6 separate regions of the Mus musculus genome follow, and regions 1, 3, 4, 5 and 6 are each linked to region 2. A link is a loop called in an ENCODE intact Hi-C map of the cell type or tissue named here. Cell type or tissue: gastrocnemius. All regions are shown on one strand.

Evidence for each region. Hi-C counts contacts between places; a loop is a spot of excess contacts. Peaks named below come from ENCODE experiments on the same cell type or tissue, not always from the same donor. Only the 100,000 strongest peaks of a DNase experiment are listed, where the experiment ranks them.
Region 1: it touches region 2 in a loop (4-fold over the local background); 34 of 42 quality-filtered maps call a loop at or near these places.
Region 3: it touches region 2 in a loop (9-fold over the local background); 31 of 42 quality-filtered maps call a loop at or near these places.
Region 4: a loop joins it to region 2, with 12 times the contacts of the local background. A loop is called at or near these places in 31 of 42 quality-filtered maps.
Region 5: it touches region 2 in a loop (10-fold over the local background); 17 of 42 quality-filtered maps call a loop at or near these places.
Region 6: it touches region 2 in a loop (6-fold over the local background); 33 of 42 quality-filtered maps call a loop at or near these places.

Annotation. Positions count from the first base shown.
Region 1 is chr13:41,083,338-41,088,337 of GRCm38, reverse strand. No RefSeq gene overlaps it. Among named protein-coding and RNA genes, the nearest start is that of Mak, 15 kb to the right of the region's middle. In gastrocnemius, a CTCF peak has its summit at 3,001 (motif pointing left); no DNase peak of the experiment used is centred here.
Region 2 is chr13:41,236,778-41,241,777 of GRCm38, reverse strand. It overlaps Gm32063 (a long non-coding RNA gene), which reads right to left. Exons shown (of 6, transcript XR_003950654.1): 1 at 4,734-5,000; 2 at 3,603-4,247; 3 at 2,801-2,920; 4 at 2,615-2,685; 5 at 1,453-1,607; 6 at 1-774. Among named protein-coding and RNA genes, the nearest start is that of Gm32063, 3.2 kb to the right of the region's middle. In gastrocnemius, a CTCF peak has its summit at 2,822 (motif pointing right); no DNase peak of the experiment used is centred here; H3K4me3 peaks cover 439 bases; H3K27ac peaks cover 272 bases.
Region 3 is chr13:41,144,337-41,149,336 of GRCm38, reverse strand. Sycp2l (synaptonemal complex protein 2-like) reads right to left here. Exons shown (of 29, transcript NM_001324525.1): 15 at 3,218-3,311; 16 at 2,664-2,782; 17 at 486-543; 18 at 324-402. Among named protein-coding and RNA genes, the nearest start is that of Sycp2l, 32 kb to the right of the region's middle. In gastrocnemius, a CTCF peak has its summit at 2,886 (motif pointing left); a DNase peak (open chromatin) is centred at 2,876.
Region 4 is chr13:41,132,177-41,137,176 of GRCm38, reverse strand. Sycp2l (synaptonemal complex protein 2-like) reads right to left here. Exons shown (of 29, transcript NM_001324525.1): 8 at 3,189-3,223; 9 at 1,963-2,105. Among named protein-coding and RNA genes, the nearest start is that of Sycp2l, 20 kb to the right of the region's middle. In gastrocnemius, a CTCF peak has its summit at 2,085 (motif pointing left); a DNase peak (open chromatin) is centred at 2,080.
Region 5 is chr13:40,781,809-40,786,808 of GRCm38, reverse strand. No RefSeq gene overlaps it. Among named protein-coding and RNA genes, the nearest start is that of Tfap2a, 51 kb to the right of the region's middle. In gastrocnemius, a CTCF peak has its summit at 2,245 (motif pointing left); no DNase peak of the experiment used is centred here.
Region 6 is chr13:40,841,146-40,846,145 of GRCm38, reverse strand. No RefSeq gene overlaps it. Among named protein-coding and RNA genes, the nearest start is that of Mir5124a, 22 kb to the left of the region's middle. In gastrocnemius, a CTCF peak has its summit at 2,540 (motif pointing left); DNase peaks (open chromatin) are centred at 2,527 and 3,774; H3K4me3 peaks cover 392 bases; H3K27ac peaks cover 372 bases.

The DNA.
Region 1 (5,000 bases), 150 kb after region 2:
AAGACCTGAAAATGAAAATAGAACCAGTAAAGAAAACCCAAACTGAGAGAAAATTCAACAGGAACCTCAGAGGCAAGCTTCACCAAAAGAATATAGGAAACGGAAGAGATCATCTCAGCCACTGAAAACTCAATAGAAGAAATGGGTTCCTTAGCCAGAGAAGATGCTAAATCCAAAAACTCCTGGCACAAAACATCCAGGAAATCTGGGACACTATGAAAAGACCAAATTAAAGAATAATAGAAATGTAATAGGAAGATGAGGTCCAGGTCAAAGGCACAGAAAATATTTTCAAAAAAAAAATCATAGAAGAAATTGTCATAACCCAAAAAAGGAGACGACCATCAAGGTACAAGAAGCATACAGAGCACCACATAGACAGGACTAGAAAAGAATAATTAATAATCTCCTCCTCACGTAAGAATTAAAACACTAAACGTACAGGACAAAGAAAGAAGGTTAAAAGCTGCAAGGGAAAGTGACTAAGTAACATATAAATGCAGAGTTACACTTGACTTTTCAATGGAGACTCCAATAGCCAGCAGGGCCCAGACAGTTGGACTACTCTAAGAGACCACAGATACCATCTCAGACTTCTAGACCCAGCAAAACTTTCAATCATAAAACATGAAAGTATAAGACATTCCATGATTTAAAAACAACAACAACAACAAAAAAAAAAAACAAATTTAATACCTATCGACAAATCCAGGCCTTCAGAAAGGCGGTAGCAAGAAAACTCTAGCCTAAAGAGGCTAACCACACTCTAGAAACCACAAGGAATAAATAATCACTGACTGACCAATCAAAAGAGGTTGGAAACACACACACACACACACATACACATAATGGATGTCTAAAACAGTCCTGAATAATAAGAGGACTGCTGAAAATCCCCAATTCCAAGATTTAATGTAGAGCTATAATAATAAATAAAACAGCATGTTATTAGCTCAAAGACAGACATGTTGATCAATGGAATGAAACTAAAGACCCAGACATAAATGCATACACCTAAGGACACCTGATTTTTTTATACAGAAGCATCTTAAACAAATTGTGCTGGTCAAACTAGATGTCTGCACGTAGAAGAATCCAAGTAGATTCATACTTACCACCCTGTACAAAACGCAACCCCAAATGGATCAAAGACTTCAACGTGAAACCAGATACTCTGAACCTGATAGAAGAGAAAGTGGGGAATAGCCTGGGACTCAGTGGCACCGTCCAAGAGTTTCTGAACAGAGCATCGTTAGCACAGTCACTAAGGTCAACAAATAATGAATGGGACCTCATGAAACTAAAAAGCTTCCGTGTGACAGGGTATATTGTCAATAGGACAAAGCGACAGCCTACAGAGTGGGAAAAGAGTTTGACCTACTACCCATTTGATAAAGGACTAATATCCAAGGAAATACAAAGAACTCAAGAAACTAGACATCAAAGAACCAAATGACCCATTTAAAAAAAGGGAGCTCATATCTAAACAGAATTCTCAAAAGAAGAAACTCAAAGGGCCAAGAAACCCTTACAGAAATGTTCAACATCCTTAGCCATCAGGGAGATGCAAATGAAAAGCACTGTGAGATTTCACCTTACCCCTGTCAAAATGCCTCAGGTCAGTCACACATGTGACGGCTCATGCTGGTGAGGACATGGCTGCAAGACAGACTAGTGCCATAGTGGTTCAATGTTTGTGGGAGTAACCACAAGCTCTGGTTTGACTTAAGGACCACTCCACTGGATGAAACCCATACTGGACACTGCTTGGGTTGCCAAGAACTTAGACTTGATAGCACAGGGACTTAGGGTAACCAGAATACTACTGATCTATTAAAAGGAAACGTCAATAAAATGACTTCTGATGACATTCTGCCATGCTCAGATCAGTGCCTTGCTCAGCCGTCATCAGAGAAGCTCCCTCCTGCAGTAGACGGAGACCCACAGCCAGACAATATGCATAGAGTGAGAGACCTCGGAACCCTTTCCCCTAAACAGGATGTCTTCACAAAATCTCTCTTTTCCAGGTCTCTGGGAATCCTGCAGAAGAGGAGGCAGAGAGAGAGTCTAAAAAGTCAGAGGGCATGGAGGACACCTAGAAAACAAGACCGTCTAAATCATCCAAGCAAAGCTCACGTGAACGCACAGAGACTGATGCAGCTCGCACAGGGCCTGCACCGGTCTGCACCAGGTCCTCTGCATAAACATTATGGCTTCCGGGTTAGTGGTTTTGTGGGATTCCTGAGTGGTTTTCAGATTTTTGTGGCTTCTCAGGTTCTTTTCCTCGTGTTTCTTTGTTTTGTCCAATTCCAATGTGTTAGTGTTTAGTTTATCTTACTGTGTTTGATTTTATTTTACCTTGTTTTATTATTATCCCTTAGAGCCCTGTTTGTTTACTAGTGAGAGACAGAAAGGAAGTGGATCCCGATGGAAGGAAGTGGGGAGGAACTGGGAAGAAGGGACTGTAATCAGGGGATATTATGTGAAAGAAGAAATCCATTTTCAATTAAAGAAGGAACAAAATCAAATACCTAACCAGGCATGGTGGCTCACACCTGTAATCCTAGCACTCTGGAAGCTAAGGCAGATAGATCGCTGTGATTTGAGGCCATCCTGGACTGTTCGGTGAGCTCCAGCCCAGCCTGAGTTACAGAGTGAGACACTATATCAAAATATATATAACAAGAATAATTATAGAAAATGATATCATAAATTCAAGAGAGGTTTTGGGGAGAACAAGACAGTAATTTGAGGAAGGAGAGATATGTAACATAGTATACTCATATATGAAGTATTCAGTAAATCAAAACAGAAATTAAAAACAGCAAAACTCCACAAATGAATTTGTATAACTTTCCCAAAGAAAGAAAAATAGATAGAAAGACAGATAAAAGGAAAGATGAAAGAAAGAGAAACAAATTTAAAAAGAAAGGAAGAAAGGGAGGGAGGGAGGGATGGAGGGAGAGAGGGGAGATTGTTGAACAGTGTCACCTTGTGGCTATTTATGATATAGCATGTAAATAAGACTGCTCAGTTTTCTTAAAACTGACATCTTCCAACTGTGGCAAGAATATGTAGCTTAAACAAAAATTAAAGGGAAAAACAATAACCTTGGTATTCTACGTAGTTGTAATTGGGATGAACATTCTCCCCTAGATAAGATGGTGCGAGTTTGGAGTGAGTAGTCCATTAGAAAAATTGCGATCAAGTACTAGTTTGGGTCTTCGGCGTTTCTCAAAGGTTTGGGCCTTTGCTGAGGCGACAGCTCAGGGAGAGGGCGCTTGCAGTTAAAGCTCCAGGAATCCTTAGAATCCACATCAAATGCCAGGTGTGGCCGTGTGTGTGTGTGTGTGTGTGTGTGTACACGCGCGCACGCGCACACGCACACGCACGCGCCTGCACAGATTCAGAACCCAGTGTGTGTCACTAGTGGGAGGCAGTGGAAACTTTAGAAGGAAAAGTGTTGTGAAAGGAAGTTAGCACTTGCTTGCTCTCTCTCTCTCTCTCTGTTTCTGCTTCTGTCTGTCTGTCTCTCCCTCTGTCCCCTCCCCCTCCCAGTCCCTCCCTTTCTGCTTCCTCAGTGCCATGGCTAAACAGTTGCTCCATCACCTATTCTCACAGCTGTACTACCAAAGGCAATGGGCGATGTGCCCATAAAGTGCACCTCAGAAAGACTTAGTGGAAATTAGCACTTCCCCTTTCCAAACTGGGTTCTCAGGGGCCGGAAGATCAGCGGCAGTTCAGCCTTCTATACTGTGAGTTCAAGGCTAGCCTGGGCTACATCCAGTCCATTCTAAAAATAAAAATTAAAAAGCTTTCCAACCCATTCCATATTATACTTCAAAGATGTGTCCGTGGATGAGCATTTTCATGTCTGCACTGGGTGGTTGCCAGCTTTGTGGCAACCAACATCATACGTGTCTCAAAATCAAAAGCCATAAGAGGGTGGGGTGTAGACTGTAGTGGCTTCAGAGTGAGTTCCAGGCAGTCTTTTACCTTGAGCTCTTACTATCTTGGTCTCCCTGGCAACTGTAATTAAGGATGTAATTAAAGATCATTGTACTGAGAGGAAGACAAGTTCAATGGGTTATTGCAGATCACGTGATGATGGTTCATTTCTTCCTTCCTTCCTTCCTTCCTTCCTTTCTTTCTTTCTTTCTTTCTTTCTTTCTTTCTTTCTTTCTTTCTTTCTTTCTTTCTTTCTTTCTTTCTTTCTTTCTTTCTTCCTGGAGCATCTTAGCCCTTCTCAGGCCTTTCATTTAAGTATTCAAAGTGGGCTGTTTATTAAGCTGGTGGTTGACTTTATTGTTCGTTTGCACTTTGACGATGACATCCATGTGTGCATTGATCATAGTCACCAACTTCTCCTTCTTAACCCTCCCCCGCTGGTATTCTGCAGGATCTCACTTTATACTTCAAGCTGTCCTTGAACTCACTATGTAGCCCAGGCTAGCCCTGAACTCAAGACCCTCCTGGGTCAGCCTCCAGAGTTCTGGGATTACAGAAGCATACTAACCAGATCTGGTTATCAATAAGATTTGGTTTATTAAATTGTTGGGGAATCCCCTTCCGGGGTTCCATGGGGATCTGCTGGCTCTGGATCAGCTTAGGAGAATTAACACTTCTGGGGTTCTAAGTCTCCCCATACCGAAGCTTGCTGGTGTTCTTCCTGTAGAATTTCGTTCCAAACATTCTGTCCTGTTTGTTCAGCCACATGCATGGGCTTGAAGCACTAAAACTGAATACAAATTGAAACAAATGTACCTAGCCTCAAGTATATAAGTCAAAACAAAATGGAAGTCACTTTTGAAAACAGACTGCTACAGCACATTTTCTGTGGGATGTAACCTAAGGATAGATGGACGTGTAAAGAAATCTTGGCTTTAGGAATAAGTTGTTACGGCATGCAGCTAAGCATGGCTGTCTTTAGTACATTGCTGCAGTGTTTTACACACAAAGTAACTGCTTGATAGAATTAATGTTCAAACTCTGGATGACAG
Region 2 (5,000 bases):
CACACACGGGGTCTGGAAGCAATACTGTTAATAAATGAGGAAGTTGCTTCAGAAAGAAATTTGCCCCTTGGAGAGAAGGCTGGCTATGGTGGTGTGGGTGTTAAATCCCAACACTGAGTAGGCAAAGGCAGAGCTCTGTGTGTCAAAGCCCAGCCTGATTTACATAGTGAGTTTCGAGTTAGCCAGGGCTATACAGTGGGGTTTTGTCTCATATATATATAAATGCCCAGTGTTTTCAAAAACTACACAGTTGTGTCACCTCTGGGACAAACTGGTGTCAAGCAAGGACATAGAATTGCTTTCCTTGTTTAAATTTCCCCAGCAGTTTCTGAGGGGTTTTACTCTATTTATAAAACAATAAAAATATATCATTTCCCAATTAGTGCTGAAAAACAACCAATTAACACCAGACAGATGGAAATTTCCTGGCTGAATTTTAACAACAACAACAACAAAACAACAGAATCTTTATATAATTAAATATATGACATAAAAAAATGTTTTCTTTTTAAAAAAACAGTCTCAGACTTCAGGCCAGACTGATGTCACACCCACAGTGACTCTCTCGCCTTCATCCCTCAGTGCTGCGATTCCTGGGGTGAACCACCATGCCCAGCTCACAATTTAGAAGGCTCGGGGTTTGGCTCCATGGTGTGGCGCTAGCCCAGTGACCCTGTCCTTGAGCCTATGTCGCTTCACTTTCGTCTGTTTGAACTGGAGAAGGAAACTTGATTCTCTCCTCACCACACCATTGATGCCAGCTGCTGCCTTCTCCTGCCCAGAGCAATAGAGACAGCACCCATTAAAAATATTGGCATGGAGATCCTATCTATATATCTTCCTATGCAACCATAATCCAAAATAAGCCCCCTTAAAAAGCTGATTCTGTTCTGTGTTTTGTTATGGTGATGGAAGGCTCACACAGACCTTAATTGGACAGATACCATGACGTCAAACAATGTATCCTCCTACTTCCATTCTGACCTCATGGAAACCCATGTGAAGTTCTGTTATTAGAAGTGTTTTGGCCAAGTTGTTAGTAGGCTCTGCTTGCATCATAGCTTCTCTATGGCAGTAAACGGCTTACAGATTGGGTATCCCCTATCTGAAACGCCCAAGTGTGGGGTTATTTGGACTTGAGGGAATTTGTATTCACGCAGGAAAATATGTTAGGGGGTCAGACCCAAAATTCAATTTACACTTCATACCTATCTTATACGAGCAGCTTGAAGATCATTTTATACACCTTTTTTTAGTAAACCCATGGTTGTATTCATCAGTAGATTCTCATGTGTGGTCAGATATGGAGTTTTCTCTTTGTAGTGTCACGATGATGCTTAGATTTCAGAGCAGCTGGACTGTGTGTTTTCTGATTCAGGGCACTCAGTCTACAATAGATTTTTACCTTTTTTTTCTTTTCCACTAAGCTTTACCATGGTTGGGACCAATTACCTGACAACAACCAACCGAAGAGAGGAAGGATTTATTCTGGCTTTCAGTGTGAGAGTTCTGGCCCTTGTGGTAGGGAAGGCATGGCAGTAGAGAAGGCATGGGCGGCAGGAGCAGCTTGCAGCTGCAGCAGCAGGAAGGAGACTGCTCGCTCACATCTTGGTGGAAAAGGGAGAGAGGGGCAGGCAGTGGGGTTGGGCTGTAAACCTCAATGTCTATTGTCCCAACAACCCAGTTTCTCCATTTAGGCTCTACCTCCTAAAGTAGCCACAGCCTCCCGTAAATGTCTGTGCCCGGTTGCCGGAGGGGGAGGGGGCAGAAAAGTTTTACATTTTCTGCAACTGGAGTTACAGAGCGTGTAACAGACAAAACACTGAAATGCATAAATAATAACAGTAAATTTTTAAACGGTTGAAACGTAAGTCGCAATATTCCATCATCACTGGGGACCCATGAACAATTGGCAAAAAGCCCTTCCACGAGCTCATCTGGTGTGAACACTTTGGTTCCCGGTTGGTTCGCGGTGGGGACACTGTTCTGGGTGCTTATGGGATGTTTGGGGCTTTTCTTGGCCCCATTTTCTCTTCCCACTTCCTTTCTTCTCCTCCCTTTCCTCCCCTTCCCTCCCCTTCGCTTCTTTGCTTGTTGAGCTAGAATCTTTTTGTGTAACCCAGCAACTCACAAACATCCTCAGAAGACCTCGTGTTTGTGTCCCAAGTCTCCCAAGGCCCGGTGTACAAACCACCAAGCTTGCCAGTCCTGCTTTCCGGCAGCTGTCCTAACTAGGTCACATCTTCACACGGAGGCTTCCCTTACCCCAGCTCATAGTCAGACACGTCTTGATTTCCCCCCTGCTTCCCTGGAAGTCTGTAGGCTTCCTGAAGATAGGCAAGATGCCTCTGCTGATGAAATGGATTTCTCATCACTCATGGTGTGTCTGAAGCCTGGCTTTCTGAGTGAATATACAGGGCTAGCAGAATCTAGATTTGGCCAATAAATTGGGAGGCATTGCAGTCTGGCAGTTGTGTATATTTTTTTTGCCTGTGAGTGTGGGTAGCACAGGTGTTTGTGAGGGAGAAGAGCTTAATATTATGCTGGTCTCATCTCCACTGTGTTTGAGGGTTTTAAATGTGTCATCTAGGTATCTGTTCGTGACTGTATGTACCTAAATTTCATTTTCTTCCAGATCTGCAAGAGACGAATACCACTGGTACATTGTTGGTAGTCATAGAGCATCTGTTTAAAGAGGAGACTTCTTTTAGTGTAGATTCGAGATAAAAATCTTCTCTTCTTCGGAGCATGAATTTAAAAGGCACAAGACCAAAAAAAAAAAAAAAAATCCTGTACTTACCTGATTTGTCCAGCAGAGGGTGCTCAAACATAACTTCAGCACAATGAAGTTCCACCTATCTGAATGCTAGAGATGGCTAGTCAGTCTTGTCAGGTTCCTAAAGCAAATATAAGGACCGACCTTGAAAGGCATAGAAGGTCATCGAACTAAGGTTTGTTTGTTTGTTTGTTTGTTTGTTTTATATTTATCTGTCTCTTTTACGTGAGTACTGGAGAACGACTCAGATACTCCCCTTTTATCTACTGAGTCTTCTCCCACTTCCCTGACTGCCCTTACACACGTTCTTTTCTTTTTGAGATGGGAATCTCATTTACCCAAGGCTAGCCCAGAGCTTGCTATGTAGTAGAGGGATGGTCTTGAGCTTTGAATTCACCTCCCATGTGCTGGGATTACAGCATGTCCCACCGTGCTGGTTTGTGTGGTATTGAAGGTCAAACCCAGGGCTTCAGATATGTTAGCTAAGCACTCTACTGACAGAGCTATACCCCTCCAGGTGTCTTAAGCAAATTGCATAGCCACTCATACTTCAGATCTTCAGAATGGCCATGTTACTGTGCTTCTGGGAGGAGACCCAGAGGCACCTGGAGGATCACACTCAAAACTACCACCTACTATGCACTAATGAGAAACAGTAGCGTTGAGCCTGGTGGCCGGGGCTCAGGCAAGCTGGCCCTGAGGGTCAGAGCATGAGAGAGCTGGCCCTGACACTCATCTGCTGTGCAGTGACATGGGCAAGGGAGAGATGTTCCGCCCCCGCCCCGCCCCCTGTCATCAGTAGGGGAAAGCCAGCCTTGTACCTCACCTGGTCAGCCAGGAGAGCTAGCCCTGGGAGAGGGGGTTGCTGGCGAGCCAATCCAAAGGCCACAAGAACTGGAGAGCTGGTGGGCTGAGCAGCTCAGACACCTCTCAGGCCCAGATCCAGGGCTTTGAGTTAGCCCACCCCACGTCTATCCCATCAATGAACTGCTGGAGTACGTGAAGAAGCCAGTCCTGCAGATCCAAAACTACAGGGTCTCCATGACACACGGGGTGACAACAGTCTACCCTAGAGGAGTCTCAGTAAGGTTCTAGCATCGTTAGCATAGCAGAAGCCAGAGGCCTGACTCGTACCAGACCAACAAAGTCAATGCAATGAGCACTTGCAAGCAAAGAAGTGTGGACAAAAGGACACACGATGGCACACTACAGCTTCCATAGTGGGGACTTATTTTTCTTTGTTGGGGAAGGGTGGAGGTTGGAGGGAGGGAGGGGACAGGAGATGTGCAGGACTGAGGTGCATGATATGAAATTCACAAAGAATCAATTAAAAAAAAAAACAGTGCTGAAATTTTAAAAATGTCACCAGAGGCAGAAGAACAAACCTGGCTTTGAAGTTCTCCTAGTGTCTTCAAAATGAGTGCCCGTGGGCTATGCTTACTAAATCCACATTGCTGCCCCATGGTGAGAGCTGGTAACATGGATGGTGAGTATGTTTTAGTCTGGGCTTTTGAATCTGTTGCCATATACAACATTGATGGGCTGGGATAGGTGCTAGGTTGTTTCTCAGTTTAGGCGGATCTCTAGTTCAGGGCTTCTCACGCTGTGGGTCCCGATCCCTTGGAATATGATGGCCCTTTCTCGGGAATCACATATCAGATGTACTGCAGATCAAATGTTTCATTACGATTCATAACAGCAGCAGCAAGAATAATGTTATGGTTGGGGGTGGGGGGGATGGTTCGCCACAACTTAAGAAACTGTATTAAAGGACCGCAGCACTAGGAAGGTTGGGAATGGCTGCTCTAATTCATTACAAAGCTCTTTGAGTATACTAAGAACACTGCCATCGCTAAGTGTGTGAGGGAGCAAAAAGAGCACTGGACATAGAGCAAAGGACCCGGAGCCCTGGGTCTGAGCTGCTGATGCAGGCCGGGTTCAAGAAGGAAATCGTCACCTTTCTGGCTTAGTGTCCTGAGTCCACAGTCGAGAGTGTCTGTGGTGAGGAGGTGAAAGCGCTTTCTCCCAAGGTCTGGAAAAGAAAATCTGATCTCTACCATAGCAGACTGAGAGGACTCTCCGATGGGGCTGCGGCTAAGCACGGGCTACGGCATCCTGCTGTACACTCCCTGCCCACCCAGAGCAACTATCATCGCTGTAATCAGAGAGGCTCCGACCGGTCATCCCAGGAACCTAGACTCTCCTGCCAAGACAGAACTGGCAA
Region 3 (5,000 bases), 92 kb after region 2:
CATTTGATGGTTTTCTTAAACGAAGCTGCTGTAAACATCTGTGCACATTCTCTTTGTGGACCTATGCTAACAGACATCTTGAAAAATACAGAAGATTGGAAGAAATGGACCAGAGGGTAGGGACCCTATAAGAAGCTACCAAGTGATTGTGAGACTACTGTCGCTTCCATTCTGTCATGAACGTGACATACAGACAGCATTTCTGAGACTGGCCGTCTTGATGACGTACAATGCATTCTGCTGTCGGCTGAGACCTTGGAAGTATCAATGTGTGCAGTTACTATGCCAATTAAAAAAATATGTTAAAAAGGAAAGTCACTTACTTTATATTATTTAAGTCAGAAGCCTGGTTTTGAATTGATGGTTCTTGCATATCCAAAGGATAATCATATTCTGAAGTAACTAGTTAAAAATAAAGTAATGATAAGCACCTTGGGCAAACATTTAACTGGACCATTCAGAGATGGTAGAGAAACTCACTGCACCTTGTTCTGGTTCATCTTGTTTTGAGTTTTCAAGTGAACGTTCTTCTGTATTTGTTATCTGAAAAAAAAAAAAGAGAGAGAGAGAGATGAGAAGAGAAGAGAAGAGAAGAGGAGGAGGAGGAAGAGGAGGAGGAGGAAGAAGAAGTAGTAGTAGTAGTTGTTGTTGTTGTTACTATGGTAACAGGGAAGCCTCAGCGTCCAGTTTTTGAGAACCACTCTGCCTCTGAAACACAACCACACACAACTTGTTATGTCCCAATGACTCTGTTGTTCCAAAACTTTCACTTCCAAATCACAAGCAAGGACTTGTCGTGATCAAAGATGGCCATGGTATGTATCAGTTCCATAGGAAGTGCTATGAGAATGTTTCCAGGAACATCAGCACTAGGGACCATGGTTCAACTTCCCAAGATTCCTAAATGGTGACATCAAAAGGTGACAACTTATCTGAAAGACTCAGCTCCGACTGTTAGATGTAAAAGCCCGACTCCGTGCGTTCACATAAGGAAACAAGAAATGGAATGTCTAAGCCACACAGAGGCTCTCATATTGTTTAATTTTTAAACGTGCATATTAAAGTGCACATGGATGATGTAACATGTCGGACTTTGCTTCATGTCTGTATTGTGAAAAGTCTGATAAGTCAAGCCAAACACATGTTTGGCACTTTATTATTGCTTTATAGTGAGAACATCCCAAACCCTTTTTGCCAGCATCGTCATTACCCACCGCCATCCTGCTGTGAAATAACATGCCAGCCCTTCTCACCCCAGCCAGTTGATAACTGAGCGCCCTTTTCAAAATCCTAAGAAAGCCAGACCTAAGAGCTATGTGTCACCCGGTGAGCTGGATAGTTTTATGTCAACTCAACATAAGCTAGAGTCATCAGGGAAGAGGGAACCTCAATTGAGAAAAATGCCTCCCATAAGATTAGACTGTAGGCAAGTCTGTTGTGCGTTCTCTTAATTAGTGATTGTTGGGGGAGGGCCCAGTCCATGCTGGATGGGGCCACCCCTGGGCTGATGGTCCTAGGTTCTATATGAAAGCATTCTGAGCAAGCTAGTAAGCAGTGCCTTTCCATGGCCTCTGCATCAGCTCCTGGCTCCAGGTTCCTGCCCTGCGTTAGTTCCTGTCGTGACTTCCTTCAGTGGCAAACAGTGGTATAAAAGAGTAATCATAAATAGACCTTTTCCTCCGCAAGCTGCTTTGCCCATAGGAGTTCTTGACAGCAATAGAAACCCTAAGCCACCTCCACTGATTGACACAAAGCCCTGAGAGCAGCAGTATTAGTCAATGTATCCACATGTTCCCCAGCAAGAGAGAGAAACCACATCTGACCCTCAGGCTCCATCCCTACATTAATTTGCAGATATCTTCCTCCAGATACCAAATGAGGGAACACGACGGAGAGCAGTCTAGACAGGCATTTCGTGGGAGAGACATGTTCAGTGAACAGAGAGAATACATCAACTTGGGACATGAACTCAATCTGAAGACGACAGATTATTGGCCCACAGCCGTGGAAGAGAAAACTGGGCTAGCATTCAGGAGAGGAGATGTGTGCTTGTCTATCCTGAAGGCCACAAATACTGATAGAACCTAGTGGGGAAACCCCCACTCAACTCCCGATTCGGCGTGCACCCAAGAATCATGAACTGACTACCATCTTGATATAATTACATGAGGACGTTTAATTACGGAGCTCCGGACCAACATGTATCCCACACAGGAGATAACGGATGTCAGCCACGAGGCTCGAAAGCCAGGGGTTTTTATGGGGTAAGGGGCTTAGGGGTGTGGAATCCAGCATAGCAACACACTATTGGCTTATTCAAACATTAACAGAAAGAACACAGGGCATTAGGACTTTGTTCCTGTGGGCTGGGGGCTTATCTTTGTTCACATAGCAACCAGTTGATGTATGACTTTACCCGGCACCAAGGGGCAATAGACAGAGGGGAGGTTCTGGCCAGATGGTGTTGACTTAGATAATATAGCCCTGCTGGTCCTTGCATACCTTTTTATCTTTACAGTCAAGATGTTCTTAGGAATGCCTTAACAACAATCCTGCCCTGGCATGCCTGGGGGCTGTTCTGCTTTGTTCTCAGTCTCAGGCCAGGGCAGTGGGCTCCTAAACAACTTACAAGTTACAATATTTTATCTTCCTTCAATACCAACCTCCAGGCTCCCTTTACTCACACCAGGCACCGTCTGGACATTAAAGCAGCGAGTTATTAAGCATCGGTCAGCTTCAGCATCCACGAGCTCTGGCAGGAGTGTGGATTCTTCCGCATCCTCTATATTCAGTAAGAAAGGAACAAAACCCAGTAACCTCCATGAGCCAAGCGGGCATTGTGTCCTTACTCTCCAAGCAAACATGGCTCTAGTACACCGCCACCTAGTGGTAAGAGCTGGTAGTGAGGTTGTGCCTCGACTCTCAAATCCAAAGCTAAGCACTTGAAATTGAAATTCAAGAGAAGCTGCCTTGTTCCAGTAGGGATGGGCATTGACGAATTGCATCTCCTGACAACCCCCAGCCTCTGTTCTTCTTGGCCGCTTCCAGATGTCCCAAAGAGGGACATCGGCAGAATGAGAAGGAGCTTCAAGGTTATGATCAGGTCTTCATAGGATGCTATTAGGTGACCAGCTCAGGGTGTGAAAGACTTCTTCCAAGGCATCCCCATGCTTCTACAGAGAAGTTAGAGTCAGAATTCTGCCACATCCCTGCATACCTGCTTCTCTTTCACAGCGACCAGGAATCTCACCATCTTCTTTTTCAAGGCCAGAGAAGAGTTTTACCAAAACAGAAGTCTGAAATGAGGGGGCCTTTAAAACAAAACAAAACAAAAAAACAGTTCTAAAACTGACCCCACAGCGAGTTGATTAGAGGAGCTGTGTATCTGCTACATTCTTTTGCATGTTACCCCCTCCCCCAACTACCACCTTCTAGAATCAGCTCTGTTTGTTCAGCCACTCTCCCGTGGTCTTTTGTCAACTGTCATGGCGTGAATGCACTCTTCAATCTTTGCATCTTAGAAACCATACCCACAGTTCAGTAGCTGTGAGAGCTGGGGTGTTTTTTTTTTTTTTTTGGTGCGGGGAGGTGCTGTAAGACTGCTTCTGAGTCGAGGCATTCAGAGGCTGGGTGTAGCCTCCCCTAGCCTTGAGTAGGCTGGCTTTGACCTTGCTGCCACTGAGAATGAGACCACCTGGGGTGGAACTTTCCAACTTAGATGGCTCTATTGTTTTGTCACCTGCCCCTGCTCTTCTCCAAGACACTGCTTACTGCTGAGAGGCCGGGGAGATATTCCAGAGACAGCATCCAGCAGACAGCATCCAGCAGATCCACCTATAGGCTGGCAACAGGCACCAAGAATGAATTGGCGGGGATTGGGCCTCCTCCCTTTATAAGCACAGACTCTTAGTAAACTTGGGGGCCTTGAACAGAAACATGTCTTGGCCTCCATTATTTCTCTCTCTGTTTCCTTCCATACAGCTCTGGCCTCCCACTCAGAAACCCAGTTAGTGTGGCCACAGGCAGCTACAGCTGGCCAGATGTCAGGACAAGGTCAAAGGAGACTCCAGCCTCCAGAGCTAAATAGACTCTGTTTCTTTATCAGTGACCTAGCCTGTTGATGACCTATAACAAAATATGGAGGAAGAGGGGGGAAGGAGGAGGATGGAGGAAGAGGGAGGGGAGGGAAGGGAGATGGGGAGGAGGCAAGGGGGAGGCAAGGAGAGAGGGAAGGAGAAGGGGAGGAGAAGAGGACGAGAAAGGGAGGGGAGGAGGAGGGGAGGAGAGGATGAAGGGGAGGGGGAAAGGGGAAGAAAGAAAGAAAGAAAGAAGAAAGAGAAGAAAAGAAAGAAAAAAGAGAAAAGAGAAAAGAAAAGAAAAAAAAACCTGGCATCCAGATTCTTCCAGTTTAAGTTGCTCTAAGGCCTGGAGTGACTTTACATTTACACTTCCCTGGCATGTGGCTCTCTCAATGTGAGTCTGCAGTGAGTGCCCACTAAGGAGTCTCCAATCCCCACCCTTTTCTTACAGGAGCTTCCTACTCCAGGAGTTGTGGCTTCCTCTGGTGTAGACTCCAGTCCTCCACACCAAAGACATCTCATTCAGTTTGGGGATGTGGGAATGTGCTGATTCAATGATCCTCGTAAGTAAAGGCCAACTGAGCACACATGGGGCCATTTTGTCAAGTGACATTACAGAAAAGCCTTCTTCCTAAGTTGTCCATACGCCCTCCTCTCTCATCCTCCTTGTAGGACCTTGAGAACTAGTAGATCTGTAGAACACCTTATCATCTATAAGATGCTTAAAATAGAACTCAAAACAAACGAAAGGAGCCAGCCAAGACTCTCTCCTGCACCTTGCTCCTTCCCTTCCTCTGGCCTTTCCATTCAGTCTCTTTGACTGTTGTTGGATGTCCTTTTACCACAAATCTCTGCCTTGCCTATTGTCTGTGATGAAAACGCACCCCTGTGCATGTATAGGAAGAAGTGGGGTCAAGTGGG
Region 4 (5,000 bases), 100 kb after region 2:
CCATGACATCCCAGGTGCTCTGGTGTCTGTCTGTCTGTCTGTCTCTCACTCTCTCCCTCTCCCTCCCTCCCCCCCACCCAATCTCCCTTGTGCTAGCTAGTTTTTTTTTTTTTTTTTTTTTTTGGTTTTTCGAGACAGGGTTTCTCTGTGTAGCCCTGGCTGTCCTGGAACTCACTTTGTAGACCAGGCTGGCCTCGAACTCAGAAATCCATCTGCCTCTGCCTCCCAAGTGCTGGAATTAAAGGCATGTGCCACCACCACCCAGCGTGCTAGCTAGTTTTATGTGAAGTTGACATAAGCTGGAGTCATCTTAGGTGAGGGAACCTCAATTGGGAAAATTGCCTCTATAAAAGCCATCAAATTCACAATTTGCTCCCAGGCTCAGTTCCCTCTTAAGAAGCTCCATATGCATTTTCCCACATGCCCCCTATATATTTTATAGGCAAGCCTACACGCATTTTCTTAATTAGTTATTGATGTGGGAGGACCCACCCCATTTTGGGTGGAACTAGGCGCTATAAGAAGATCTGCAGAGTGAGCCATGAGGGGCAAGCCAGTAAGCAGCATCCCTCCATGGTCTCTGTGTCACCTTCTGCCTCCAGGTTCCTGCCTAGTTTGGATTCCTGCCTTGGCTTCCATCAATGGGTTATAATTTAGAACATAAAAGCCAAACAAACCCTCCCTTTCTTGCCCAAGACGCTTTTGTTCATGGTGTTTTGTAACAGCAATGGTTACCCTACCCAAGAAACTACTCATTTTAAGGTAGGATTTATTCACACTTTGCAGATGAGATCATAAGACTTCACCAGTTCATGACTTTATCTAAGTTTATGCAACCATCACCTAAGTTGGATTCTAAGTTGAGGTAAAACTCAAGTCCAAAAAGTCCCTGGAATCATGACTTTTCATCTTAGAACATATGATAGTCCTAGAGTCTAAGACTCACAATATAAAGGTTCATATTTAGTACAATGTAAATCATGTGATAATCCTGATTACACAACGGTGTTGATTAGAAGGCTTCATTAAAATGAGCACAGCAATATGAATTTCACCTTTTCCTGAGACTCTAATGCTGACTTCAGAGTCTTTGGAAAAAAATAAAGGAAATGCATTAGCAATTGCAGGAGGGAGGCAGATACACAACAAAGCCAAGAGCTAGTCTTGTGCCCTTTGAGAACAATCATAGAGAGCTTATTGTAAAAAAACAACCTACCTACCAACCACTGAAAATCTCTGCAACTTCACACGGTGGCAGCTGGATGGCACACAGCAAGGTCACTCTACAGTCTCACCACTCGAGTGCAATTACCAATGCCAGCCGTCTACCATGGCCACAAAGTCCCCCTTCATGGCTGTAATTCTCTTTATTCTTCAATTGCATCCCTACTCTTCGGGGGCCGTTCAAAATCTCTGCCTGCTCCTCAATGTTTTCCTTGCCTGAACCCATCAAATACACAGTTTGCCTCCTGGATTGATTCGCTCTGAAGAGCCCTGGCTGTATCTCCTCACGTGTCACACAAGTATTTTGCTTATGTGCTGTCACTGATGAGGGTAAAACAAACGTTAAGGATTGCAATCTGGTATTTTAAACAGCGAGGGGCCAGAGAGATGGCTCAGCAGTTAGGGACATAAACTGCTTTTACAGATAGCCCTAGTGTGGTTCCCCGCACCTGTGTCTGGCAGCTCACAACTGCCAACTCCACATCCCGGGAATGCAGAATACCCAACAAACCCGCACTCACACACATATTCTTACACACACACACACACACACACACACACAGAGAGAGAGAGAGAGAGAGAGAGAGAGAGAGAGAGAGAGAGAGAGAGAGAGAGAACGAACGAACTTAAAAAAATCTTTTCATCTTTAAGAAAATTAAATCTCCTGTGCCAAAAACCCAGGAGAGTCTGAAAGGATCCTCAGTAAATGCTGACTGAACCGATGACCAGAATTCTCACCGTCTCAAATTCCCGATTCTTAATTTTTTTGAAAGCTTCAGCCAGGGCGGTATTCTCAAACCACTGCATGGCAAGGTCATTCCTCTGCCTTCCCACAGACATTCGACACAGTGCCTCAGAGAGCGCCACCTGCTGGCTATAGTCTAGAGATTCAAAACACAGAAGACCTGGGTGAATTCTGGGTGCAGAGCAACAGAAAACAAGGTATGTTTAAAGTCAGAATTTGGTCTAGAGCTAATGCAACAAGACACATTCAGAGCCATTATGGCCATCCAAAGTCTACTTGAGGATTGCCAGGGGGGAAATCTGAATAGGTTTCATAGATAGCATCTTTAAGATACTACTTCCAAGGGTTGTGAATATTGTTTTGTTAGTAGAATGTTTGCCTACTACATACAAGGTGCTGAGATCAATCCTTAGTTAGTACTGTGAAAAAAATATATGTATAATATAGATCTAACATATATTTTTAGATTTTATATGTAAGGCACAGTAAAAATTCAAATCAAATAGCCTTAAAAATATTTTGACAACAAAAAAATAAAATCTCATTAAAGTTATGATATATAAAAAGCAGTGTCTTATTGTAGCTCAGGATAGACTCAAATTCACTCTACAGCCAAGAATAACCATGAACTCCTGATTCTCCTCCCTCCATCTTCCAAGTGCCGGGAGAATGGACTCACATCCCCACACCAGGTTTAGGGGCGTTAGGGCTCAAACCCAGGGATTTGTGCATGTTAAGCAAGCACTCTACAGCCACAGCCCAAACCTCAAATAACTGTAAAGGCAAAAACAGGGTGTAATCAGATGGACTGACGAGGTTGTAGTCACAGACTACTGTTTTTAAAATCTATAAAAATAAATCATGGAGTTAATATGAGGATTAAAAGTATAAAGATTATGTTCGGGAATAAAAAGGTCTCTGAGTCAAAGGCAGGAAGTAGGGATATAGACATAGAGGGCTTTATTCATGAATCTGACGTCTTTTATACTTAAAAGAATTTTAGATGAAGCACATGTGCCAATATATTAAAATGTGACAAAGCTGGCCAATATGTGTCTGTTGGCTATTAGGATTTTCAGCAGGCCAGAATCTCTTGGCAGTTAAAAAAAATGTAATTTCCTAACATCAAACAGGACATAACTTATTCCTCACACTTCCAGCATCATCACACATCTCCTACTGCCCAATATTCTATGCATTTAAAATTCTAAATACTTACCGCCCACAGTCAAGATCGTCCTTGCCAATTCTTTCCTGAAATATTGACATAAATTACGTTTTACTGAGATGAGCAGCCAGAGGTAAACCCTCATCAAATATATTTTAGAAATCAGTATCAGAATCTCCACAATGTGTAATGCCTTTTAACGGAAATTTTCTTTAAGTTTGCACATTAATGACCGATAAGCATTTTAAATGTTTTTTAAAAATAATTTTATATGCACTGTTGTTTTTCCTGTATGTATGTCTATGTCAGGGTGTCGATACCTCGAACTAAAGTTACAAACACTCTGAACCACCATGTGGGTACCAGAAATTGAACCCAAGTCCTCTAAAAGAACAGCCTGTGCTCTTAACCATAGAGCCCATATGCATTTTTGTTTGTTTGTTTGTTTGTTTGTTTGTTTTTCAAGACAGGGTTTCTCTGTGTAGCCCTGGCTGTCCTAGAACTCATTTTATAGACCAGGTTGGCCTCGGATTCAAAGATCTGCCTGCCGCTGCCTCCAGTGCAGAGATTAAAGGCGTGTGCACCACTGGCTAGCCTGATATGCATTTCTTTAAAAGCTAGAAATTTCTGTATTTTTGAGGTTCTACCTTCCCTTTCATGAAGTGAATTTAACTTCCTAAAATATGAGGGTCCATTGAATGATCTATTTCTGAAATTTGTGGTTTTTAGGGTTTTCTTGGACTTTTAGTAGAGAGATTTTTCTTTTTCCTTTTTCTTTTTTTCTTTTCTTTCTTTCTTTTTTTTTTTTTTTCTTTTTCCAAATCAAAGTCTTACTGATCAGGCTAACCTTGAATTCATAGCAATCCTCCTGCCTCCACTCTACAGGCATGAGCCATTTCTAATTGTTCTCTTTTCACCAATCACCAGCCCATGGGGTACACATTTTACATCCAACTTGACACCTGATGAAGCTGAGACCTTTGGTTCTGTTCTGTGCCTCCCCTATGACAAACTTGATGCAATTTTCAACTAAATAGGCTTAGTTTAGAGACATGATGAAAGCAACCTCTTATAGTTTACATCACTGCTACACTGTAATCTTCTCTAGTGTGTATCCATCCATTCTGGTGTGCTGACCAAATACTAAAACACACGCTGTTTATTTTTTCTTAATGTCTGAAAATCACTTGACCGTTTGGCTGGCTGGGGTTGGGGGGGGCGGGGGGAGTATCAGGAGCTTCATTCGGGTTGCATCCATATTCCTTACTGTTTTGAGACCATTTCACTATTTAAGCCCAAGCTGGCCTTGTCTCTGCCTGAGTGACTGGGTTGGTGGGGCGTTACATCACCACAGTTGGCAAAAATCTCTCCTTTTAAAGAATAAAGAAGTCTAATAGATTGGGGGAGATAGCTTAAGCACTAAAGAGCATAGCTAGCAAGCTTGAGTACCTGAGTTCTAGCTACAGAGGCCACATTGAAAATGCCAGACATCCACATCTTCCTCCAAGGTCTACCCTGGCAAATTTCCCCATCACCTCAAACTTTCCATGAAACTCACCGTATCTAGTTAGGGTCCCATGGCAACCAAACTCTAGGCTTCTACGGGGTCTCACATTCCCAGCCCCACTGATGCCTACTGCTGTGCAGCCAACTCTATGCTCCCACTGGGACCCACCCTACCCACATCTCCCTCCACGTAGGACCATTTGACCTGCTTCCATCAACCACCTTCATACCCAAACTTCCAGAGTCAAACTTGGCGAGTAGCCCTGACCTTCTCATCCATGCCTTTCCCACGATCTACCAGGCTTAGCCTAGGTTCCACTACCCACCAGCCTAGTCTGCCCTCGCCTACCTGCCTTA
Region 5 (5,000 bases), 450 kb after region 2:
GAAGAGGGCTTAGCTCAGAACTTTCTGAACAATGAAAGGCACAGTCTCTAATCTTAGGGACTGGTATCAAATGTTTGTAACATGAAGACTAGATGTGATAATAAGACAGTTATTTATAAGTCACTTGGGGGAGTCAATGTGGTCCTGAGTGCTTATATGTTATTGACAGGAACCCTGAGGCATGTGGGAACTATCAAAGGCTTCCCCAGGTCAAGTTCAGGGATTTGGCAAAGCCTTCTCCTGGTCCAAGGTAGATGTTGACTGAGCACACAGATAACTTCAATAGCAGCTTCCTCTTCCCAGACATTTACAGCCTGAGACAGTTCCCCATTGAGTCTTTCCATGGAGAGGAGCTAGCCCCTCCCTCTGTGTGTATATAGTGAACTGTCTAAGGTTCTTAGGTTTTTTGATGTATCTGTGTGCATGTATGTGTGCCTCTGTGTGTTTGTGTCTCTCTGTGTGTGTCTTTTCTTCATTCCAGTAGTGCCCCAGTTAGGTTTCCAGGACCAAGGTGTGCTGGACAAGGCAATGAAAACGATAAAACCACTAACATGGCTCTAAACACAGACGCTAATCCAATGGAAAGGTAAGCAAGAGATAGGAGTGGGTGGCTGACTAAAGCAACAAGACTTATAAACTAATGTAGACACATCACTGTGATGGGCAAAGTGAGAACAAAATGACATCAAGGTGACTATTTCGGAAGTAAAGTTAAGATTATAAAGTGTTGTACTTACTCTGCCTGACATTAGAGAGGCACGGTGCTCATGTGCTGTGAACAGCTTTGGAGAGGGCACTGGAGCAGTGTGGCAGTGTCTATCCTTATACTTCATACTTTCTGTACTTGTCTGGTCAATCCACTTGAAGGGTTGTCTACACTGGGGTGGAGAGATGGCTCAGCTGGTTGCTCTTCCAGAGGGCGGGGATTCAATTCCTTCCACCCACATGGCAGCTTACCACCATCTGAAACTATAGTTCAAGGGAAGGAGCTCTCAACTTGTGGGTCTCAACCCCTTGGTTCAGTGGGGGCATGGTGGGGGTGTCAAATGACCCTTTCACGGGGTTTCCTAAGACCATCTGAATTTCAGATATTTATACTACCCATTAACAGTGGCAAAATTACAGTTATGACGTTGCAATAAAAATAATTTTATGGTTGGGGAATACCACAACATGAGGAACTGTATTAAAGCATTAGGGATGTTGAGAGCCATGGTTCTCTTTCCTGGTCTCTGATGGCAACTGCATACAGATGGTACACAGACATGTAGGTAAAACTCATGTGCATAAAATCAAAATAAGTAAGAGGGAGAGGGTGGGAAGGAGGGAGAAAGAGAGAGGGAGAGAGCGGGAGAGACAGACAGAGAGAGAGAGAGAGAGAGAGAGAGAGAGAGGATATCTGTGCTTTTGGGATTCCTGGTTCGAAAAATGTATCCTACAAATGTATGCAGGAGCCTTGGGGACAAGGACCCAGGCATCTCTTCCTCACTGTTTAATAAGTACGCTCAAAGGTGCTAGTTAACTGGCCACCGAAGAATCTTGGCAGGACTCTATTTTATTTAGGGCTCTCCTCTTTCCCTGTGAAGGGACAATTGGCAAGTGTTTTCATACATTCACTTGCAAAGGTAAAACTATCATCAAATATTTGTTGAAGATAGACAGACCCCAGGAATGTCACCCAACACAAAATTATAAACTCACTTAAACATTATGAGACCCCCCCCCCCACTCCAGGACACATACCTTGTAACTCAATTGTAGGGTTTTTGAGCATAAATATTGTATATGACAATAACATGTCTAGGATTCAAGACTGGGTCTGGCCTTGAACTGAAGAGCCTTCTGCCTGTTAGGACATTGTCAAACTCTTCAGATATTTTCCCCACAACTGGGTAACTTACTCAGTCTAAATGGAAAAGCACAGGTTTGGTTTTGACAATTACTGCTTAATGCTTTTGTTTTGCAAAAACAGCTCTTTTTTTTTTTTCCTTAGTAGATGTCATTTGTGAAAGATTTCCTCCTAATGTCACAGGATTGCATAGGTAGTGATCTTTATAACGTGTGGGTGGGGCGGGGGGAGGTGGGTTCATGGGAAAAAAAGGGAGTGGGTAAAGGGGTAAAGGGGAGAAGGGGAGCAAGAGAAAGTGGGGAGAGGGAAAGAGGAGAGGGGAGGAGGAAGAAGAGGAAGGGGAGGGAGGGAGCGAGAAAGGCAGAAAGAGCAGTGATATGGTGCCATCTGCTGCTTAAATTATGAATTACAAGGATTTGAGTACTTGGGTTTGACCAGTTGGGCAGTCATTTCAGAACCCCATTAAGAACTATACTTTAGAAACATCAGAGGAAGACCCTGGCTGCTTGTTTCTGAAGGAAGGCCTAGTCACACTCCAGGACAATGCCTTGTTACTGTGGGTGGGCCCCCACTGGAGACCTATAGGGGTCCATCTCATGCCCCGATACAATGTGGACTTTGCATATGTCAGAATCAGCAAGCCCTACAGCTAGAGCCCAAGCTCAACTCCTTCACAGTGAGTCATTCCATCTGCACGCAAAGCACCGGATTCCATGTGAGCAACCCAGACGCTGCTACTGGAAGGCTCGTTGGTGACCTAGCATGGGTACTGCTGTGGTGGTGGACAGTGTGAGAGGTGATCTGAGAGATATCCCCACCAGTCAGATATCTCGGACTAGCTGGGTGTGGTGACTTTTCATCACAGCATTAGGAAGGTAGGGAGGGGCCAGAGAGCTGGATCTGGAGACAGACCTCACAGTGGGATCCTACAGCAGAAAGAAAAATCCCAAAGACAAAAATCATTTCAGAATGCATTAAGGACAGACTCAGGAAAGTTAACATTGCCTGGACAATGCTGTGCACACTTGGAGTGTGAAAGAGATCCGTGTGGGGAAAGTGATGGCAAAATACACACAACAGAAATGTCTTCATCATAATTAGTGTTAGGTGTACAGGTCTGTGATGGTTAAGTTCATTCACACGGTTGTGTAACTGCTACAGACCTCTTCATGTGACAGAGCCGAAAATTTGTCCCCATTGACCTCTCCTTCCTGCCCTCACAGCTCCTGGCAGCTAGTATTCCATTTGATTTCAATTATGGCTCTGTGAGTTCATTTCTTTATATATTTACTTGTGCATGTATGTTTGGAAAGCATGTGAGTGTGTGTGTGGGTGTGTGAAGTGGCAATTTCTGGTTTCTTTAGAGACTCAGTTGTGTCAGGTGATGCTATTCTGAAGACTGTCTTACGAGAGGGTGTTTTTGCTGAAGCACACACATGGGAAGATGTTTTACTAAGAACAGACACATGGTGTTTTTCTGGGGGCAGCCTGGAAAAACGGCACGTGATATTTTCCTAGAGTGGATGCTTGAGAGAACACGTGATGTTTGGAAAGGATATAAACATAGCCCAACAGACAGTGGACGATGCTGGGTGGCATTGGTACACCTTGCCATTCTTTGTTGGTCATCGTTGGGCTTTGCTGATGCTGGTCTTGAGCTGATGATGCTGGGTGCTATTGGTATGCCTTATCATTCTTTGTTAGTTATCATTTGTTGTGACTTCATAGAGGGAAACATACTGAAAAACTTCTGGTGGTGTTCCGGCAAGCCTTGCAATTTCTTCTGGATCAGCCTGCCGTTGCTGGTTCATAAACGGTATTTACAAATAGATTGGGCTGCCACTACTGATTCATGTGAACTAAACAACTGATATCCTGACAACACAGATTGGATTTGATCTAAAATATATTTCTAAACAGGTCCACATCCTCCTTCGCTTTATTAACGTTTCCTTTCCTCTGGTGGGTGGTGGACTAATAGGGATACTAAAACTTTTAAAAACCCTTATTAAAACTAGGTTTTTAAAAAAACTAAGCCTACACATGTGACAGTATGTGTGTGTGTGTGTGTGTGTGTGTGTGTGTGTGTGTGTGTGTGTGCGCGTATGCAAGTGTGTATGAAGAGACTTCAACAGAGATCCTATTGTCATCTGCCATTCTTTGCCATACTGCCTTCAAACTGGACCTTTCACTGTGGCAGTTTGATTGAGATGTCCCTCATAGTCTCCAGTGTTTGAATACCTGGTCCCCAGTTGCTGGTACTGTTTGGGGAGGCTTAGGAGGTGTGGTTTTGCTGGAGGAAGTGTATTACTGCGGTTGGGCATCGAGAGTTCAAAGCTTTGTGCCATTTCTAGTTTGTTTCCTCTGATACCTGATTTCAATTTTGAAGTTGGACTAAATGTATTTAGTATTATGCTATGTTTAGGTATGGCCCCTGTAGACTCACGTGTTTGAACAAGGTTTTAGGGGCCAGGAAGTAGAATGTGGTGATTTGAATGTGGTGAATGAGCTTGATACAGGGAGTGGCACTATTAGGAGGCGTGGCCTTGTTGGAGTAGGTGTGGCCTTGGAAGAAGTGTGTCACTTTGTGGGTGGGCTTTGAGACCCTCCTCCTAGCAGCCTGGATAAACTGCTCCTAGCTTCCTTTGGGTGAAGATGTAGAATTATCAGCTCCTCTTGGACTATGCCTACCTGGATGCTGCCATGCTCCTGTCTTGTTGATACTGGACTGAACCTCTGAACCTGTAAGCCAGCCCCACTTAAATGTTGTCCTTACAAGACTTGCCTTTGTTATGGTGTCTGTTCACAGCAGGGAAACCCGAACTAAGACAGACATGAGCTCAAAATAAACGAATGCTTCTGTAAGGTGGCCTCTCACAGTGTTTATTTCAGCAACAGAAAAGTAGCTAATGCATCCACTGAACCTGAAGCTCACTGTTTCAACAAGGCAGGCCAGCCAGGGAGCTCTCAGATCCACCTGTTTCCTCCTTATTGTTCTCTGTTTTAGATGTTTTTAATAGAAGCCATCTTAATATATGCGCGGTGGTATCTTAAATCCATAAGTCAGGGATAGACCCCATGTTGACTATTCTCAGTTGTCAACCAGATTCTGCAATGAACTACAGTCCAGAACTGCAGGACATACCTATGA
Region 6 (5,000 bases), 400 kb after region 2:
CTGTGGTTCTTATCTCACAGGGAAGGGAGTAAGGACATTGGAGAGATGCCCGAGACAATGATCTCACTGACAGAGAACAGGGGGACACTTCCCTCGAAGTCAGTGCTGCGTGAAGACCATGAGAATCAGACTCAGCTGCCAACTCAGGGTAGACAGCTTAGGTGGGGTGAGACTAATATAATCTGTGAGCACGCTTCCCACTTAGAAAGCAAACACCAAAGTGACCTTCGTGACTCGCCAGCCAAAAATAAAGACACAGAGACCATTCAATGTTTCAAAGCTTAGGTCTCAGCTGGGTAGATATCTAATATAAGTTGACTGATTACTAACTAACTAACTAACTAACTAACTAACTAACTTTAATTACCCTTAACAGTTTATGATGGTAGCTTTCAAGAGAGTAGGACTTTACATTACATTTTTAAATGAGTTGTATATGCATATATACCTTAAATAAAATTCAAATGAATATACAGTTTGCTATAACAATTATAACCTTACATCTGTCATCATATAAAATTCCATATTAAAATTTTTTTCCTTATTAAATTTTGAGACTTAGAGTAGTCCACTCTGTTCTTTCCCTTTCTTGGAGATATAATAATCTACTTGGTTTGACCTATCATGCCTTATTCCACGGTGACCAATATTCTGTAGCAAGTTTGTTTCTGTTGTCTCACTGACAGCCATCGAGGTGTTGACTGCATACCCATTTTGTAGACTGGGAAGTTGAAACTCAAAAGCAAACCAACTGGTCTGTTGTCTAACAATGGGCGAATGATACCGTGGAGTATTAAACCTGAATGTTCCTTCCCTCTCTCCTTCCTTCTGCCTGTCATCTCTTTTTCCTTATCTCCTCCTCCCTCCCTCCCCCCAAGAGAGAGTTTTTCTGTGTAGCCCCAGCTATCCTAGAACTCAGTAGATCAGGTTTGCCTCCAACTCAAAGATCCAGCTGCCTCTTTTTCCCAATGCTGGGATTAATGGTGTCTGTTACTACCACTGTCTATTTCGTTCCTTTCTTTTTGTTTGTTTGTTTGAGACAGTTTTGTCATATAGCAGATGCTGGCCTTAAACTCAATACATTCCTAAAGCTGGCCTTGAATTCCTGACTCTCATGCCTCAGTTTCCCCAGTGCTTAGAATATAGAAATATGCCATACTAGACTTTCCTTGCTTTTTGGGATGGTATCTCATTGTACTGGTCAGGCTGGCTTAAAACTCCTGGACCTTCTCATTTATCCACCATGGTAGAGGGGACTATGAAGACATACCACCTCTCCCAGCAAGGAAATTCGACTTATCTGATTCCACAGGCCTCCAAGCTGAAATACTCCCTCCTCTGTCTTAAAGAGGTCCTTCTTACTTTGTAGATCCTGGAGTGACACGGGATCCCTGATGACTCTTTCCTGCGTCCCCAAGTCTAGGCTGGAAGCCCTTCCACCTAATGGGATCCCGTCTTCGCTATAACTCTGTGTTTGCTTTAATAAGCTCCCGGAACACTGAATCTGTCTGTTGATCACTGTGTTTTTAGCATCTTGCTTATGGGAGACACAAAGGGGTGAGTTAGGCTGAGCCTCTCTCTTACTCTATATCAGATGTCCTGGTTAGTTCTTTTTGCTTGTCGTCTTGACATATCTAGACTCATTTGAGAGAAAACTACAGTTGGGGGAAATGCCCCTCCAAGATTGGCCTGTGGTACATCTTCTTGGTTAATGACTACTGTAGGGGTGCCTAGCTCACTGTGGGTGAGCACCTACTCTGGGTAGATAGGTGGTCAGAGTAGAATGAGGAAGCCGGGAGGAACACTGAGGGAAGTTAGCCTTTAGGTTCCTGCTTTGAGTTCCTATTCTAACTTCCCTCAGTGACAGACTGTGACCTGAGAGGTGTAAGCTGAAATAAACGCTTCCCAACCCAAGTTCTTTTTGGTCATCATGTAACAGGGCCCAGGACTTAGCACAACTGACTCCATGATGGAAGTATCATTTAGGCTGTAAACGCAGCGCATACACAGCCTTACCTGCCAAACAAAACCATTGGCCTAATCTATCAATGTCCATATACTTCTGGGATATGGCCACTCATCTCAAAATGTACCAACTTTGTCTTTTAGCTTCTGCACTTCCACTTCTGGCTAATTATTCTTGTTAATTGAAATATGGGAACCCAGAATATGGTATTTGTGCTTAAAAGCTCACCCCGAGAGAGCTCACTGCCACACTGGGATCCCAAACACTCAGTGTAGTCACAGGCCGCTAAGACTTTTTATTGGCTGAACTGGGTCTGAGCAAGTTTTTCTGCCGACTACCTCACAGCAATCCCAGCAATAGAAACCCTAACTAAGACAACTAGGGGCAACAATTAAGGCTGGGGGCCCAGCCTGGATTGATGAATATTTTTACACAGCTTTTAAACCTTAGAATGATTTAATACTTTTAATTGGTTGGAAAAATAATAGAACTCAAATATCCTGGTGGACCGCCCCCCAACCCCCATGTGACCCAGAACTTGTCATGATGTCGTGCTGCCCTCTAGTGGCCATATACAGAATAGCTCAGTGTGTTCCTTTGCAATACAGATTTAGAGCCCAAGGCTTTCATGTGCTACACAAACATTCTATGGCTGAGCCCCAATCCTTCTTTCCTCTTTTTTTTTTTGTTTTTTGTTTTGTTTTTTGTTTGTGTGTGTGTGTGTGTGTGTGTGTGTGTGTGTGTGTGTGTATGTGTGTGTGCGTTTTTGAGACAGGGTTTCTCTTTATAGCCCTGGCTGTCCTGGCACTCACTCTGTAGATCAGGCTGGCCTCGAACTCAGAGATCTGCTTGCCTCTGCCTCCCAAGTGCTGGGATTAAAGGCGTGCTCCACTACTGCCCAGCCAGCCCCCGAATTCTGATGGGTCAGTCTTAGGTTGTGTGTTCAATAACCCATCCCTGACTGTGATGGGTGTTTGTTTGGTTTGTAGGAAGACTCCTGGACCCTAACACATATTGTCTTAGCATTTTATTCCCAATCACTGTGAGCAGTGGGAAGAGAGCAAGCTTTGGAAGACTTAAAAGAAGTGTCTCCATGTGACCTTTTGGGGTGTCCAATCCCCCACCTGACTGGTGTAGTCAGCTCTGCCCTCCAGCAAAGCTATCCAAAATGCTGCCTGAGCGCTTTCATAAGGCAAGTGGTGGTTAACTAAGTTATTATCTAAGAAGGGCAACACGTACCAGAAGAAGAAAAAGAAGGAGGAGGAAAAGGAGGAGGAAGAAGAGGAGAAGAAGAAAGAGGGCTGGAGAGATGGCTCAACAGTTAAGAGCACTGACTGCTCTTCCAGAGGTCATGGTGGCTCACAACCATCTGTAGTGGGATCTGATGCCCTCTTCTGGTGTGTCTGAAGATAGTTATAATGTACTCATATACATTAAATAAACAAATGAATGAATGAATGAATGAATGAATGAATAAATAAATAAATGAATGAATAAATAAATAGAAGGAGGACGAGGAGAAGAAGAAGAAGGAAAGGAAAGAAGTAGAAGAGGAGAAAAAGAAGAAACTGGCATAGGCTGGTAGATCTCCATGAGTTCAAGGCCAGCCTGGAGCAAGTTCTAGAATAACCAAGCCTATATAGAGAAACACTGTCTTGATAAACAAACTAACAAACAAACAAAAAGAAAGAAAGAAAGAAAGAAAAAGAAAACACAGGAGAAAGAAAAGCAAGCCAGATCCCAAGTTTGGCTGCCAGTGGGGAGTCTTTGCCAAGTACTGGCAGGGAGGGCTGAGCATCCAGGAGAGAAAATGATGGACAGATGGTTCCCTCGGGGTCAGGGACCATCAGTCAGGCTATTTCCTGTGGAGATGCAGCAAAAGCCTTGGCTAGGCACATAGCTCAGGGGCTGTGTTCTTGCCTAGCAAGTCAAGGCTCTGGATTCCAGCTCCCACACTGCAGAAAGGAAGAAGGGAGAAAACAAACAAACAAACAAACAAACAAATATAACATACACCCACACCTCAGTGTCCTAGACACGCTCGAATAAAAATGACCTTGTTTTCATGCTATTTGAACACCAATGTTGAAATGTTCACTCTCCCATTGTTCAGAGAAGCCGAATGTTATCCAAAAGTCCATCCCACGGACAGAAATAAGAACAGACTTGGGGGTGTCTTCTCTGTCACAATATTTTATAGGGAAAGACAATACTGTCTGGGCGCATAGAGGAACTTCTGAGAGCAGCCACTGGAACAAATTCCTTCTCTTTTATTTGTCGCACAGAAGGTGAAATCCTACAGGCGTGCCTAGCTCTGACTAGCATGCAACCAGCAACACATTCAACAGTGAGTGAGAGTCACTAAACTAAGGAACAGATTCAACAGCCATGTGGCTGTCCGAGAGTCACAAGATCTGCTTTTCTCTGCACTCTCTATTCCCAGACATCAGCCTTAGCCAAAAGGTAACATGTGTGCTTTTCAGAGACCTGTAACATATTTGTACTTTGAAACACAGAGTTGATAACACTCAATGTGGGCTGATCTTATCAGGATTTGGTAAATAGGTTCAAAGACTGATTCTGGAGCCTGGGTGAGTAGGTGGATTCAGACACCCTTTAGAGGGCAGCTGGTTACATAATAAGTCACATTTATGTGGGCCCTCTACGTCCCTTCATTATCTCAGGTAAACAGATTTCTTTTTATAGACTCCAGAGTTAGTCCACCTTATTTCCAAGCACAAGACTCAGAATCTTAGGTTCTGTCTGTCAGGCCCTCCATCTGTCTGTTATTTCGTAGTTAGCGTGTCCTTGCACTTCTGTCAAGTTAGCTGGAATGCAAGGCCAGTTTTTAATCACGTCCTGTCAAAGGAAAAATCCGCCCTAAGTCCTTTTCTAATCTCCGAGGTCCAGAACCCGAGACCTTCCTCTCTGAATCACCAACGTCAAAGGGTTTTTGGTTTCTGTTTGAGACTGGAAGTCATCCTGTATCTCAGGCTGGCTTTAACTTCGCTACATGGTTGAGGTTAACCTAGAA